Regions from separate parts of the Homo sapiens genome. Here region 2 is linked to region 1. The links are chromatin loops, found by intact Hi-C in ENCODE. Cell type or tissue: endothelial cell of umbilical vein. All regions are shown on one strand.

Evidence for each region. Hi-C counts contacts between places; a loop is a spot of excess contacts. Peaks named below come from ENCODE experiments on the same cell type or tissue, not always from the same donor. Only the 100,000 strongest peaks of a DNase experiment are listed, where the experiment ranks them.
Region 2: it touches region 1 in a loop (3-fold over the local background); 3 of 110 quality-filtered maps call a loop at or near these places.

What each region holds. Positions count from the first base shown.
Region 1 is chr2:201,791,774-201,799,773 of GRCh38, forward strand. No RefSeq gene overlaps it. Among named protein-coding and RNA genes, the nearest start is that of CDK15, 11 kb to the right of the region's middle. In endothelial cell of umbilical vein, a CTCF peak has its summit at 4,299; a DNase peak (open chromatin) is centred at 4,308.
Region 2 is chr2:202,114,178-202,122,177 of GRCh38, forward strand. All of the region lies in intron 11 of KIAA2012, which reads left to right. KIAA2012-AS1 (KIAA2012 antisense RNA 1) reads right to left here and starts at 2,881. Exons shown (of 4, transcript NR_135244.1): 1 at 2,710-2,881; 2 at 752-1,727; 3 at 1-411. In endothelial cell of umbilical vein, no CTCF peak of the experiment used is centred here; no DNase peak of the experiment used is centred here; H3K27me3 peaks cover 395 bases.

The DNA.
Region 1 (8,000 bases):
TTATTTTTTATTTTTTGAGACAGGGTCTCACTCTATCACCAAGGCTGGAGTACAGTGGGGCAACCATGGCTCACTGCAATCTCGAACTCCTAGGCTCAAATGATCCTCCTGCCTCAGCCTCCTGAGTAGCTGGGACCACAGGCAGGTACCACCATATCCAGATAATTTTTTGATTTTTTGCAGAGACAGGGTCTCCCTATGTTGCCCACACCAGTCTTGAACTCCTGGCCTTAAGTGATCCTTCCACCTCAGCCTACCCAAAGTGCTGGGATTACGGGTGTGAACTACCACGCCCGGACAAATTAAGGTGTTAAGTAGAGTTCAGGACTAATATAAAAAGTGCGGTTTAAGAAAGGGATGATAGAGGATGACAGAAATGAAATAACAAGGTCAGTGAAGGCCAGTATTAAAAACTGAGGATAAGATTCATGGGAGGGTGGTACAGGGATATGCCTTAGAGGGGGATCGGAATGAATACTAAGTAAACATTGGTTCCAGGGGCCCATCCTGTGTGTGTGTATGTGTGGGTGTGTGGGAGAGGTGTATTCACATTTATATAAGTACTCTTATTTAATTTGACAAGTGTTTATTAGGACTCTAAAAGAGGTAGAAGATCTAGTTCATACCCTGACAGTATACTTACCATCTTGTGAGGAAAACAATAAAAATAGTGATTAGAATGAACAAATCAGGATCAGGCGCAGTGACTCATTCCTGTAATCCCAGCACTTTGGGAGGCCAAAGTGGGTGGATCACCTGCGGTCAGGAGTTCAAGACCAGCCTGGCCAACATGGTGAAACCCCGTCTCTACTAAAAATACAAAAATTAGCCGGGTGTGGTGGTGCACTCCTGTAATCCCAGCTACTCGGGAGGCTGAGGCAGGAGAATCACTTGAACCCAGGAGGTGGAGGTTGCAGTGACCCAAGATCATGCCACTGCACTCCAGCCTGGGTGACAGAGCGAGAACGTCTTTAAAAAAATTAAAAAAAAAAAAAAAGATTGCACAAATCAGACAGTGACCCAGAGCTCAGCCTTGAGGAAAGTCAGTGTTGGGGAGGGGAGGGCAAAGAAGCAAGTAAAGGTTTAGCAGACATGGCACCTCAGTCTGGACTTGAAGGAGGGCTAGGCACAAAGGAAGGGGAACATGTCAGATGAGAAACACGTGAAGGTTCAGCCAGATGAGCAAGGAAGGTTGGTTAGAAAGAGGAGCTGCTGGTGTGGCTCCTGTGAACACAGGTAGGTAGGGCACGATAGAGTCAGGCAGTTAGAAGCCAAGCTGAGGAATCGACACTTGATTCCATAGGTAAGTAGGGGAACTTGAGGATGTTTAATCAGAAATGGTCAAAGAGGCATTTAAAAAAACAAACTGCAGGCGGGGCGCAGTGGCTCACGCCTGTAATCCCAGCATTTTGGGAGGCCGAGGCGGGTGGATCACAAGGTCAGGAGATCGCGACCATCCTGGCTAACACGGTGAAACCCTGTCTCTACTAAAAATACAAAAAATTAGCCGGGCGCGGTGGCGGACGCCTGTAGTCCCAGCTACCCAGAGAGGCTGAGGCAGGAGAACGGCGTGAACCCGGGAGGCGGAGCTTGCAGTGAGCGGAGATAGCGCCACTGCACTCCAGCCTGGTCGACAGAGCAAGACTCCGTCTCAAAAATAAATAAATAAATAAATAAACCGCAGAAAGATCTTCTGCGCTTTCAAAGTACAGTCGTAGTCTGGGTACCTTATTCTACTTAACTATTAAAATAGAGATTGTGTGTTTGTGTGTGTGTGTGCATGTTACATTTTTTATTCTTACTAAATTAGATTACATTTCCTCTCTCAAGTTAAACAAGGTAGTTAAGAATAACTTAGATTATTGTTTTTAAAAAATATATGCTGAGATTCTAAGTGGATGAGATCTTAGAAAAGGGGCACTCACCCCTCATTGACATCTGGGAGTATTTTACTATGTGGCTGAACTTCATGCAAGAAGATAAAGCCCAAAGTGAAGAGCAAAGACCTGCTGATGACATGCGGTAATTTGGAGGAATGATTTAAATAGCAATGCTTCTATTCATCTCATACCAAAAAATAATGAGTGGACTGAATGATTAATCACCAGCTGCAGGTAAGCAGATGCTAGCTTGCTATTTTTAAAATGGAAGCACATGCTGTTTGAGACTGGTTGAGACACATTCATAAATCCTATATTGACTTATAAGTAATTAGACATCAAAGCAAGAATATTTTAATAAAATGTAAATATCTATATTTAAATAAAATGTTCTTCTATATCTGAATAGTTTTATGCAATGTGTGCCTAATGGTGTTATACTTCCCTGTCTTTTTCTTTTCTTGTCTCAGTGTTGTTGGCAAAGCCTGTACTGTTGACATGGCCTAGCATTCTGATCTCAAGCTGGGCATTACAAGCACCCTGGTTGGTTTGTTTTTTTCTTTTTAAAATTTCTTTCTTTTTTTTTCTAAAAATTAAGAGCAGTAGTTTAGGGCTAAAGAGCTTCTTTTTTCATATTACAATGCATAACACATACATTTCTATATACGTTTTTATTTAAAAAGCATTAGTCCCCCATCTACCAAAAAATCATGCCTCAGATATTTATTTGCAAGTGAATTGTTTTCCCATAGAAACAGTGAGGTTAATAATGGTTTAGTTCCTGGGCTTACTTACAATTACTGATTTATGATGTCGTTCTTAGCTGAAAGCAATGCTTTTGCAGTATTTTGTAATTTAGAAAATGAGAAGAAAAAACCCTTGGTATGGAGTGAGTCATTTTTCATGAATATCGGTGCTTAGAGAAAAGCATGTTTCAGGGTACCAGGACCGAGAGATCCACGGAAACCATGGAGTTGTGGGGCACAGCGAAGAAGGGGTTGGTGAGCAGAAACAGCACCCTGCCCAGCCATATGGGAGCCCAAAGCAGAAGGAACAATGTGTGCCTTTATACTTATGGATATCAAAATATCCTTCCACATATTGAATCAAGTAGAAAAATTAATATAATTCCTATAATTTGGGAAACACCTATATATAAAGCCCTGTGTTGTCGATCTGTTCTCACATAGAGATCAACCCTCTCTGTAGGGGCTGGGGCAGAGAGGAGGATGGGGAGGGGGGGCCCTCCTGGCAGCCCAGTGACCTGGGACCTGTGGACTGATTGGAAACCACTATTCTCTTTTTAAAATTCTGATACTGATTATTTTGCTCGTCATAGATTTTTGTGCATTAATTTTTATTTTAATTATTATTATTTTTTTAGACTGAGTCTCACTCTGTTGCCCAGGTTGGAGTGCAGTGGTGTGATCTCAGCTCCCTGCAACCTTCACCTCCCAGGTTCAAACGATCCTCCTGCCTCAGCCTCCCGAGTAGCTGGGACTACAGGTGCCCGCCACCACGCCCAGCTAATTTTTGTATTTTTAGTAGAGATGGAGTTTCACCATGTTGGCCAGGCTGGTCTCGAACTCCTGACTTCAGGTGATCCACCCGCCTCAGCCTCCCAAAGTGCTGGGATTACAGGAGTGAGCCAGCGCATCCAGCCTATTTTAATTTTAAAGTTTGTTTTAGAAATATTGCATTATAAGATTATTTATTATTTTTATGCATTTAACTACTGAGTGTTTTGGGGTCCCCTTATGCTTCCTCTCAGTCCCAGCACCCATGGGAAACAGTGAGGAAGGGAGCTACATAAGGGGTCCCCCAGGCGAAAATATTCCCTCTTTTTCTTTTTCTCCATTCTTTTTCTTTCTTCCTCTCTCCCTCCCTCTCTTCCTTCCTTTTTTCCTTTCCATTTTCTTTTCTTACTTTGCACCTCCATCCCTGGCTGCTATAGAAGACTCTGCTATGGGCAGGAGCCAACTGGATACTAGGGGCTGGGAGCTGGGAGGAGGACAGAATTTCTGAGGGGTGAATGGCCTAATCAGTTTTACACAAAGCTTTAAAATACTTAATTTTTAAAAAGTGTGGTTAGCCCCTCTACATTTCAGAGCCTTGGGGCCAAGTCCGGCTTGTCTGGCCCTAGCAACTGCTAGGCTTATGTATGTGATAAAGGCAGTTGGAAGAGTGAGAAAATGTTATGAAGCAACTGGATAGGGCAAAGAAAAAAGATTTTTTAACAAAGGATGTGTGTACATTTGAGAAAGAGTGCCTGAGGTGGAACCAACTTGGCTGTGAGTAGCAAAGTCCAAGGAAAATTGGGGTAGGTGAAGAGGTTTGGGGTTTGGAAGGGCATCATCATCTTGAAAAAAAAGTTGGGAGGGAAGAAAAGTTGATTTGGTCAGTTCTCCATCCTGACCACCGAGTGGTGCTGTCGGTACAAGGCTGTCTTCTTTCTGGAAAGAGAGCCAGAAAGTGTCCAGGCACCCTGGGATTGAGATGGGAAGAGGGAGTCTTAGAGGATCTCCCACACAATTTGTGAATATCAGAAATTTACAAATCAGGTTTTGCAACTTGCATTTATTTGTATTTTATACATCCACAAAACATGCAGCATATTTTAAAGTAATAATAACTTGCAGAAGACTTTTCAAACAGTTCTAAAATTACTGTTTTTAGTACTGCGGAGTGTGCTGAACTTCATGAAAAAGGAGGGTTTCCAGGCCAGACCACTTTATTCTGACACAGCAGGAAACTTTAGGATAATATTAAAGAAGTTAATGGGAGCGTTTCAGTGTACTTCACAGGAATTAACAAGTTGTACAAAGATATCATCATTCTTTAGTCAATAGGCTGGGCACTTCTATAGTGGACTGATTGTTCTGCATGTACACTGACTGTGAGGGAGTGCTAGAGAGAGAGACATGGAATTGAAGACAGCAGGTGGAGGAAGCTCACCTCAGCCTCTATTTTAGTAATGCATGTTTCCTGTCAGAGAGGAAGTTTTTTCACATGAGTATCAAAAAGCAAATCCCACATACAAGGAATGATGTGCTGAGCTCTCAGACCCATTGTGTCAGGGGAAAGGGTGCTTACTCACAGTACCCAGGTCCTCATTGTTGGAGATATGGCTAAGTCCCTAGTGTCAATACCAGTGAGTTTATTTATTTATTTTTATTTTTTCAAGACAGAGTTTTGCTCTTGTCACCCAGGCTAGAGTGCAATGGTGCAATCTTGGCTCACTGCAACCTCTGCCTCTCGGGTTCAAGCAACTCTCCTGTCCCAGCCTCCCAAGTAGCTTGGATTACAGGTGCACACCACCACACCCAGCTAATTTTTGTATTTTTAGTAGAGACGGGGTTTCACCATGTTGGCCAGGCTGGTCTCAAACTCCTGACCTCAGGTGATCCACCCACCTCGTCCACCCAAAGTGCTGGAATTATAGGCGTGAGCCACTGATCCCAGAACCAGTGAGTTTAAATTCTAGTTCTGATATCTATGCTCTAAAAAACTTTGAACAATTTGCAGTTTTCTTATTCAAAATTGGGGGAATAAATATCTACATCACAGAATTAACTAAGATAATGTATGCAAAGTGCTTGTTTAGAACAGATACAAAATGGTAGCCATATTCGGTGATAATGCCTACTGAAGGAAGGCAGAAGCAAGCGCGGGCACAAAAACTCTGGTATGACTCATCATCTCCACATTCTTAAATTGTATGGAGAAGGAAAATGGTGAAGTAGGCTAAAAGTATGGCCTCTGCAGCTGATCCACCTTGGTTCAAATCCTAGTTCTACCACATCTTGCTTATTTGGGCAAATTATTTAATAATTTTGCCACAGAATGGTTATGAGTAAATGTAAGTAAACCATGTGTTTGCCTTCTTATTTTCACTTCCTAGAGCCAGAAGACTTGGACTAAATTCATGACAAGTTGCCTCACTCTGGGACCTGATTGTGCTATATTTGCAACCTGTTCTTTATAAAAAGAACGTTGAGTCATTCTTTTAAAAATTCATGCTGTTATACTGAGAGTGGAAAATTAAATATAAAGTTGTGGTTCTCCATTTCAGGGGAATCACATCATCAGTTCAAGTCCTTTCTGGAATTTTCCCATAGTCCATTCAGACTCAAGAAACCAATCAACCGTATAAATGCAAAGAAAAACAGAAAGTATCCAGTCTGTAGAAGCATAATTTTCTTTTTTGTTTAGACTGGAAGAAAGAAGTCTTCCACTTTCCCTGCTTCTACAGCTATCCCAAGTATTCCTACAGTTTGAGATGACGAGTCCTTTTTTAGGTACAGTGTTCAGTACACAGCAGTCCCCCTTTATCTGTGAGCGGCGAGGGATATGTGTTCCAAGACCTACAGTGGATGCCTGAAATCAAAGCTAGTACCGAACATCTATATACACTGCGTTTTTTCCTATACATACATGCCTATGATAAAGTTTAATTTATATTGGGGACAATATGAGATTAATAACAAAAACTAATAATAAAATAGAACAATTGTAACAATATATCAGCATCACTAGTCTTGCGCTTTGAGGCCATTAGGTAAAATAAGGGTTATTGAACACAAGCGCTGAGATACAGTTGATCTGATAACCTAGAGGGCTACAAAGTAACGAATAAGAGGGAAGAATATACAGGGTGAATAAGCTGGACAAAGGGATGATTCACATCCTGGGCAGGTTAGTGTGAGATTTTTATCACACTACTCAGGATGGCGTGCAATTTAAAACTTATGCGGTGTTTATTTCTGGAATTTTTCATTAAATATTTTCAAACTGTGGTTGACCACGGGTAACTGAAACCATGGAAAGCAGAACCATGGATTGGGGAGGACTACTGGAATGGCATTGTTTCACAAGCTAAGCCATTCTGTCACAAGAACACCTTGCAATGAGATTTCCTTACCTGCCTGTGCAATGTCTTTTTTTTTTTTTCACGTCAAATGCTTTCCAGTAGATTTAGAATGTGGACCTACACATATGGAATCACTCAGCATTCTTGAGCATTCCATTTGTAGTTAAAAGAATTTTGATCCACAACCAGTAATCTTGTTTCAGGAGTGAAGTCCAGGATGTGGAGAAAGCCTGAATGAGAGGCAGGAATCTAGTATCAAGGCAAGGACCATGGAATTTAAGGCTAGAAACCTAAGCATATTATTCGCAGGCCCCAAGAATGGTCTTTTAAAGTCAGTAAAAACTGAATAACTCACCAGTTTCGAACCTTACTCTTTATTAAAAACAATGGAAACAGAAGATAACACTGGAATTTGCAACATCAACTTCATTGTGAAAAGCAAGTACAAGTAAACAAATAGCATACTATTATGAAATAATAGTATGATATAAAGAAAGAACAGATAGGTATGTGTGTAAGGCTACAAAGGAGACCTAGATACCATGTGCCTGCAGTTCTGTTGACTGTCAGCAGACAGCACTCTCAGCATGTCAGTTTCAAGTTAGGGTACTCCAGGAAGAAGTGTGACTTAAGAATTGGCTGGGCGTGGTGGCTCACACCTGTAATCCCAGTACTTTGGGAGGCTGAGGCAGGTGGATCACCTGAGGTCAGGAATTCGAGACCAGCCTGGCCAACATGGTGAAACTCCATCTTTACTAAAAATACAAAATTAGCCAGGTCTGTTGGCACGTGCCTGTAATTCTAGCTGCTTGGGAGGCTGAAGCAGGAGAATCACTTGAACCCGGGAGGTGGAGGTTGCAGTGAGCCAAGATTGCACCACTGCACTCCAGCCTGGGCAACAAGAGCGAAACTCCGTCTCAAAAAAAAAAAAAAAAAAAAGAATTGTACTCTGCTGCTTTTATTTTTTACCAAAAGACATACCATCTTTTTACAAAGGATAATGTTACAGGCCTCCTGATTAATGAACTAGCATCACTTATACCTGGTTTAGTTTATCTATTACTGGTTTATTTGAAATATAACAACTCATTTAAACTTCAGCCTTATAATTAGTAAGAAATGTGAGCACACTGAGAGAGAGTTCATGCTCTTTTACAAATACAAATTATTAATGTCTCCTCATTAAATAAAATTTGTGAAATTTGGTATATAGTCTTTGGGGAGTTTTATAAATATTTTCTACTATTTGC
Region 2 (8,000 bases), 320 kb after region 1:
CCAGATGACTTTGAGTCAGTCCCTCATCCTCCCTGTATCCAAGGTTCCTCCACCAAAATGAGAGGATTGATTCCTCCCCTGAGAAATTCCTTGACCATTGCTGCATTTTACATCTTGTGTCCGCTGCTATTGAAGCAGCCACCCAGTATATGGATTTCCAGAAAGTAGAATGTATTTGATTCCAAATTCAGCATCAAAGAACTTCCATCAGCAGTTGGTTTATACCAGGATATGAGTATAAAAATATCTTGGTTCTGAATTGGTGGAAGCAGGAGTTAGACAGGTGGAGGCCACTGTCAGCATGACACAGCTGGTGCAACAGCTGGAAAGCAAATATGATTCTGTTCACCTGCTGCACATTTGTCCACTCTGTTCCAGGAGAAATAGTTCCCCCTTTTGGCACAGCAAAAGCTAGAAGCAGAAAAGGAAATATTTAGGCTGTAAGTTTATTGTCACCATTGTCAATATGATGCTTCAGTCATTTTAGTATCCCTGGCACCTAGCATAGTCCCTGACATATACATAGAAGGGTCACAATAAATGTTCATTTAAATTTTTTGAAAAATATTTCAATAATTTCCATGACATGGAGAAAGAGAAAGATGAAACTTATGCTGATAAATGAAGACATGCCTGCCATCTTGTCCCAGTCCCACAGATGGTATATTTAATCCTACTTGCCTCTCAAACCTAAAGGCATTCACTGCATGCTTATTGAATGAATGAATGAATGAATGAGTTAGCCACTGACCTTTCTCAAGCCTTTCCTCCATGGGCAGTTGGTTGACCTTCAGTCTTGATGGTGACAGGATGTTGCTCAAGAAGGTGGTGAAAGATCTTAAACCCACATCTTCCTATAAAGGTCTGGCTTTCTAAGAGTCTCTATTAATAAGCAAAGATTTTTTTGGTTTGGGCTTTTTTGTTTGTTTGTTTGTTTTGGTTTGGTTTGGTTTGGGAGACAGTATACTGAAAAAAATTTTTCCTCTCGCAAAATATTAGGTTGGAGCAAAAGTAATTGCGGTTTTGCCATTACTTTTAATTGCAAAAACCACAATTACTTTTGCACCAACCTATAATTGCTCCAACCACACCGAACTCTTTGCAGATCAGTTTGTTCAAAACCATCTTAATCACCGTCTCCACCCTCCCCTTCCAGCCTCATCTCCTACTATATTCCAGCCCACCCCTTGTTCATCTCTTTGATGACCTAAAAATTCAGTCTTCATTCTTTTCTCTCCAAACTTTTGCTCAAGTTTCCCCCAAATATTTAGAATAGCTTTAAGTTCATCTTTTCTGGAACATTTTCCTTAATAAATCCACCTCATTGCACACAGCTGCCTAGATGTAGCCTCAGCCCCATTCCTCTCTCTCTTTCTCAATCCCACTTTTGTGATTATTGTATGTATCTGCATCTGTTTTCTGTTTAGCTTCCAATATGAGTCCTAGAGAACATCTCATCTCCATCATATGTCCAGGAAAAGCTTGTTGATTGACTGAATACTCCAGGTGCCACAAAGGAAAGTTCTTTAGGGATCATAGTTGTTGCTGGGTTTTTTGTTTTTTGTTTTAATTAAAAAAAAAAAAAAACTCTTGAGTAAAGGAAGGAATACGATCCATCTGATCTTTCTGAGACTTCCAGGCTCTGTCAACAACTATTTGGAAATAAATTCTTAGGCAATTAGATCATGGTATCTTCTTTCAGACAGCATAGGGAAATGAATATAAACCTTCAGAAGGAAAAAAAAAAAGATGTGAAGACTAGAGCTGGAATTTGACCCTTTTGGTCATGTTGGGATATTGAACATTTAGAAAATTGAAAGTCTTGAGAAAGGAAAAGTTAACTTAGAAGGATACATGTCAAACCACTGGATATGCCCTCTGAATTGCTTATCCTTGATTCAAATCCTTCATCTACTCCCCTAGTCACAGTGCCAGCAATAGAAGTTTTCTCTCAGAAGTTCTTTTATTCAGAAGTTTGTTTTACAAAGAAGTTCAAGGATGTTTATGCCAATGATTCAGGTTGGGCATCAAGTCCCATGTAAATTTAAATTCCTGGTCTCTTTCAGAGTTTCTGTTTAGTATTTGTTCTTGTTCTAAATGGATTTTTACCCTCAAAATGTTTCTTGGGTGTTTTTTGTTTTTTTAGACAGGGTCTTGCTCTGTCGCACAGGCTAGAGTACAGTGGTGCAATCATGGCTCACTGAAGCCTCAAACTCCTGGGTTCAAGCTATCCTCCCACCTCAGCCTCCAAATAGCTGGGGCTACAGGCACGAGCCACCATGCCCGGCTTTTTTTTTTTTTTTTTTTTTTTTGAGATGGGGTCTCCCTGTGTTGCCCAGGCTGGTCTCAAACTCCTGGCCTCAAGCAATCCTCCCACCTAGGTCTCTCAAAACACTGGGATACAGGCATGAGCCACTGCACCCAGCCTTTCTTGTTTGTTTGTTGTTGTTATTTGTCATTTAATTAGCATCCTTCCCCCTTGCAACTCTTTCTTGGTGTGGTGGTTTTAAAATACATCCACAAATTCTTTGACACTTCCCCCTTCAAAAGGGAGAAACTAACTCTTCTCCCCTTGAGTGTGAGTGGGATATGATGGCTCACTTCTAAATAAAGATAGACTATGGCAGAATTGATGGTATGTGACTTCTGAGACTGGGGTCATAAAAGGCACCAAGGCTTCCTCCTTGCTCTCTCTCTCGGATTACTCACTCTGGGGAAAGCCAACCACCATGTCTGTGATGAGGCCACTCAAGCAGCCTATGGCAAGCAGTCCACATGGCAAGGAACAGAAGCCCCTTGCCAACAGCCAGAATGAACTTCCTAGGCTTGTGTGGGAGTTGCCTTGAGAGGAGGTTCTCCAGCCCCAGTCAAGTCTTCAGATGACTGCATCCCTGGCTGACACTCTGTCTGTGACCTCACAAAAGGCTGCACCAGAACCACACACCTAAGCCACTCCAAGATTCCCACAGAAACTGAGGCATAACAAAGGTTTATTGTTTTAGGTTTCAGGATCATTTATTTTGCAGTAATAGATAACTAGTATTCTAGATAACTAGTATTCTTGGTGTCATTTTGTGATGGTCTGTGATTTGGTTGACAGAAAGATGAGTCTAAGAATATCCCAGCTGGTCTGAAAACACTGATCATTTAGGGGTAAACATAGGCTAAGTGACTGTTCTCCCATTTTTCCTTTGTGATAAGTTGGTTGTGGGACCCCACGGGTAAAAGAATCCTTCCATGTTGGTGGGGTACTGTTTAAAGTATGATTTTCCTTAAGTAGCCCATCTCTTAGTAGCTGTTACCTTACTGATGATGCCGAGAGATGTAAGGGAGGACAATTAATTTTGATAAGGCCATGTGAGGAAGAAGAAAAAACTCTGGTTTTATTCCCACCTGTACTGCCCAGGATTTCTGTGATCACAGGCAAATAACTTCATTGCCTTGGACCTCAGCTTCCTCATATGGAAAAAGAGGAGTTGGTATTAGATCCAGTCCTCACAGCACATGTCCCGTCGAACTCCAATTCCTCAGAAGGTTAACAGGCATTGTGTAAAAAAGGAAAGGTTCTAGGGCCAGATACATTTGGAAACCAGTGGACCAAAGTTAAGCAGATCCCTTACCGCAGGACTTCCTAGAGCCTCCGATATGCTGATGTGCACCGTGGTTCTTCAGGATGGGGATATGCACTGTTTCCCAAACTTATTTGATCACTGAATCCCTTTGTTTTTGGTAAAGCATCATGTGGATCTAAAAAGTTTTTGGCAAACTTTGGAAAATGCTAAACTGATGATTTCTAAGGTTCTCCTAACATGGCATGTTTCTAAATATGCCCCTTTCCCCAAGGAGATTCTCTCGGTGGAGCAGTTCTTGTGTCTAAATCCTGAAACAGGATTTCAGCCATTAATCATTTGTGACTATTATTATTTTTATTCTCTAAACATCAGTTCTGAATCATAGAGTCCACAATCCATCCATCTCTGGATAGGAAGAAATACAGGAAGATAGGAGCCCCACGTGGTTATAGTGTACACTGCCCCTTGTGCCTTTTCAGTGTTTTTCATAACCCTCATGAGAAATAATGTTGGCAGGTGTTACCAGTACTAGTGATCTCTGGTCAAATGTTTGAGTAAAGGAAAATGTGGCTGGATATGGTCTCTGGGCACCCAGCATTTCCTTCCAGTGGGTGTTCCTGTACTACAGAGGCTAGAAGGCTAAAAACTACATTTCCCAGATAATCTTTGCAGCTAGGGAGCTGGATGCAAATTATTTTCTGCCAATTAGATGTGCTTGCATGAGATTTGGAGAGCAGAAGTGAGGCAGAAGCATCAAAGCTCTGGGCACTGAGCTCATGAAGACTGAGCATGATAAGAGGCAGTTACTGTATAGTAACTCTGTTTCTTCTTAAAAATATTTGGGCAGTTTCTGTTCTGGGCTGAACCCTGACTAAAAAGCTCTCCTTACAAAAATTACAGGAGATTCCCATCAGGCTTGGCATGGCGCTAAGTTAGGTCTATCACACGTACCACAGTGTTGAGAGATTGTAGAAGGGCAGGCTGTGATAGCTGCATTTGTCCCAGCCTTCAGAAGGAAGCAGTGTTCTTTCCCTCACTGTAGTGAGACCAGTAAGGCCTCACAGCCCACTCTGGAAGGTGTCCTGATAGCCACCAGTAGGGAGCTACTAAAACACAGTAGGGACTCTCCTTCATTTCCTTTGACAGAAACCTCTTGTGATTCCTAGAAACATAAAGACTTCCCTACCTCATATGTAGCTGAAAAGGTGGCATCATCACCACTTTATGGCTTCCGAAGAAGAAACATGTCAAGAATAATAGCTTGCGGCCAGGCGCGATGGCTCATGACTGTAATCCACTTTGGGAGGCTGAGGAGGATGGATCACCTGAGGTCAGGAGTTGTTGAAACCCTGACTCTACTAAAAATACAAAAATTAGCCAGGCATGATGGCGGGTGCCTGTAATCCCAGCTACTCGGGAGGCTGAGGCAGGAGAATTACTTGAACCTGGGAGGCAGAGATTGCAGTGAGCCAAGATAGTGCCATTGCACTCCAGCCTGGGCAACAGAGCGAGACTCCGTCTCAGGAAAAAAAAAAAAGAATAATAGCTTGCTTTGAATCCACTAGCTATTCATTTTTTGAAGAAAAAATCAATACAAAGTACTGAAGAATGTATTATTTCTTTTTTTTAAGATGATGGTACTTATGTCATTTTTTACAGAACCTGTGAAGTTATGAATTCTACCTCCCTTGCATTTGTTCTGTTTCAGAGAACCCTAGAGTCAAGAGGGAACTTAGGCATCACCGTCATCAGTATTTAAGCAAAAGAAGCATTTAATCAGACTTTCTGAGGATACCAGTAAATAAAACAGATAAAAGCAGAACTATCTGGTTGAAGTGGAGATGGTCTAATTATGTCCCTCCCAACTTCTCTGAACCCAACTAACTCTTCCCCTCCTAAGATGGTTCTAGGAGTGGGGGTGGGGGACTATGCAGGGCCACTAGAGCTATGTGACAATTAGAAAACCTGCTGGGCCAGGCACGGTGGCTCATGCCTATAATCCCAGCACTTTGGGAGGCTGAGGCAGGAGGATCATTTGAGCCCAGGAGTTCGAGACCAACCTGAGTGATATCTTTTGGCTGTGTCCCCACCCAAATTTCATCTTGAATTGTAACTCCCACAATTCCCACATGTCATGGGAGGAACCCGGTGGGAGGTGATTGAATTATGGGGGCAGCTCTTTCCTGTGCTGTTCTCCTGATAGTGAATGAGTCTCAAGAGATCTCATGGTTTTAAAAAGGGGAGTTTCCCTGCACAAGCTCTCTTTGCCTGCTGCTATCCATGTAAGATGTGACTTACTCCTCCTTGCCTTTTGCCATGATTGTGAGGCCTCCTCAGCCACATGAAACTGTGAGTCCAATTAAACCTCTTTCTTTTGTAAATTGCCTAGTTCCAGTTATGTCTTTATCAGCAGCATGAAAACAGACTAATACACTGTGCAACATAGTGCGATCCCGTCTCTGCAAAAACTTTTAAAAATTAGCTGGGCCTGGTGTGCACACCTGTGGTCCCACCTACTCCAGGGGCTGAGGTGGGAGTATTGCTTGAGCCTGGGAAGTCAAGGCTGCAGTGAGCCATGATTGCACCACTGCACACCAGCCTAGGTAATAGAGTGAGACCTTGTCTCAAAAAGAGAAAAGAAAACCTCTGATTTTATGGATAAGGAAACTGATGCCCAAAGAGGTATGATTTGCTCAAAGCCACACAGCTTTTATATGGCAAATCCAAGGCTCAAACCCAGATCTTCCTTCATCCAGTGAGGCCAGAGCTTTTCCCACTGCATCACACAGCTTCTAGTCCCTCTTATCCAGGTTTCCAAGCTTCAAGGACCTCAAAGTTCCCTCTCTACTGTGATGCTTTACCTGACCACCTCTGCCACAACGATTGCTATTTCCTTACGTTCCACTCATTCTTACCACCTGGGTCTCTTACCAAGCACTCCCTCACATCTTTTATCCTTTGTACTATTTTTCTTCTTTCCCCTCCTAGATTTAAAATTCCTGTGAGTAGATCCCCCTCATCTACCTCTGAATATCACAGAGAACACATTTGGTACTCCCAGAGTATTTCTCATAATATTTACTGAATATTATGAATATTGACTGAATAATATTTATAAAAGGAATAATGGAAGAATGTGTTCAGCTAAATTCTAATAATAGAATCCCCCACCCTGGATTTTAGCTGAACACATGGCTGCCTACCCAGAGATTATGCTTCCCAGACTCACTTGCAGCTAGGTATGGCCATGTGACCAAGATTTGACCAATGGGATGTGAGTGGAAGTAACACATGCAACTTCCAGGTCATTTCCTTAAAAGGAAACTGTTTGCCCTTCCCCTCCTCGTTCTCCTTGGACTTGGTCGTGGTAATAGCTTCAACCATGTGGAAGAGAACAATTCCATATGGGATGATGGAGTACTAAGATATTAGGAACCAGGGTGCTCAGGTAACTTTACGGAGCAGAGCCACCCTGATCGGCCTGCCTGCCTACCTCTGGACTTGTATGTGCAAGAGAAATAAATGTTTATCTTTTTGCGTCTCTTGTTTTACATCAGCTTACCTTGTGCCTTAACAGAATGCAACTATAATATCTGCCAACATACTTCACATTACTTTGTGAAAATCAAATCAGATCACACTTGCACTCCATCTTGTAAAGTATTAAGTAAAATTCCAATATGAAATATGGTTGAACCTCAAAGAAGGCCCATTACATGTGTGTTTGACTCCTTCGATACAATATACTGAATACCTCCCATATGCAAGGGACATGGAAGGATGTTAATATTGAGAGCAAACACTCTCAGGCACCTTGCTATGCATGTCATCTTGTTCCCTTATCCCAACGATCCTAGGAAGTGAGTATTTTCAATCACATATCATAGGTAAGGAGACTGAAACACAGGGAGCTCACTTACGTGGTAAGGGCAGAGCTGGGCTTCATTCCCAGGCCTGTCTGTCCTCACTCCACATACCAAAGCTCCACCCCAGGCACTGCAGTCACTGCCCTCAAGGACCTCAGAGTCGACGTGGAGAACAGATTCACAAGCCAGTAACTGTACCACAAGGCAGAATGAAATGAGTGCCATCACAGAGGCCTAAGAGCACAATCCAGGGGTATTCCAGGAAGGAGCCATTAATTCTAGCCTAGGAGGTTGGGAAGGGCTTTTTACAGAGGAAGTTCCATTTACACTGACCTTTGAGAAACGAGAAGTAGATAGACAGAGAAGGGGAGGGCCAGCCAGCCGAGACACCAGAATGAACAAAAAGAGGAACGTAGAGAACACGTGGATAATGAGGAGCAGCGTGGTGTGAGTGGACTGTGGAGGGGCTTCATGCTGGGGGTGAGGAGGAGCTGGGCCTGAAAGGCAGACCAGGGCCAGACCAGGGAAAGCCTTGTATGCCAGGAGAGAGCCAAAATGCTGC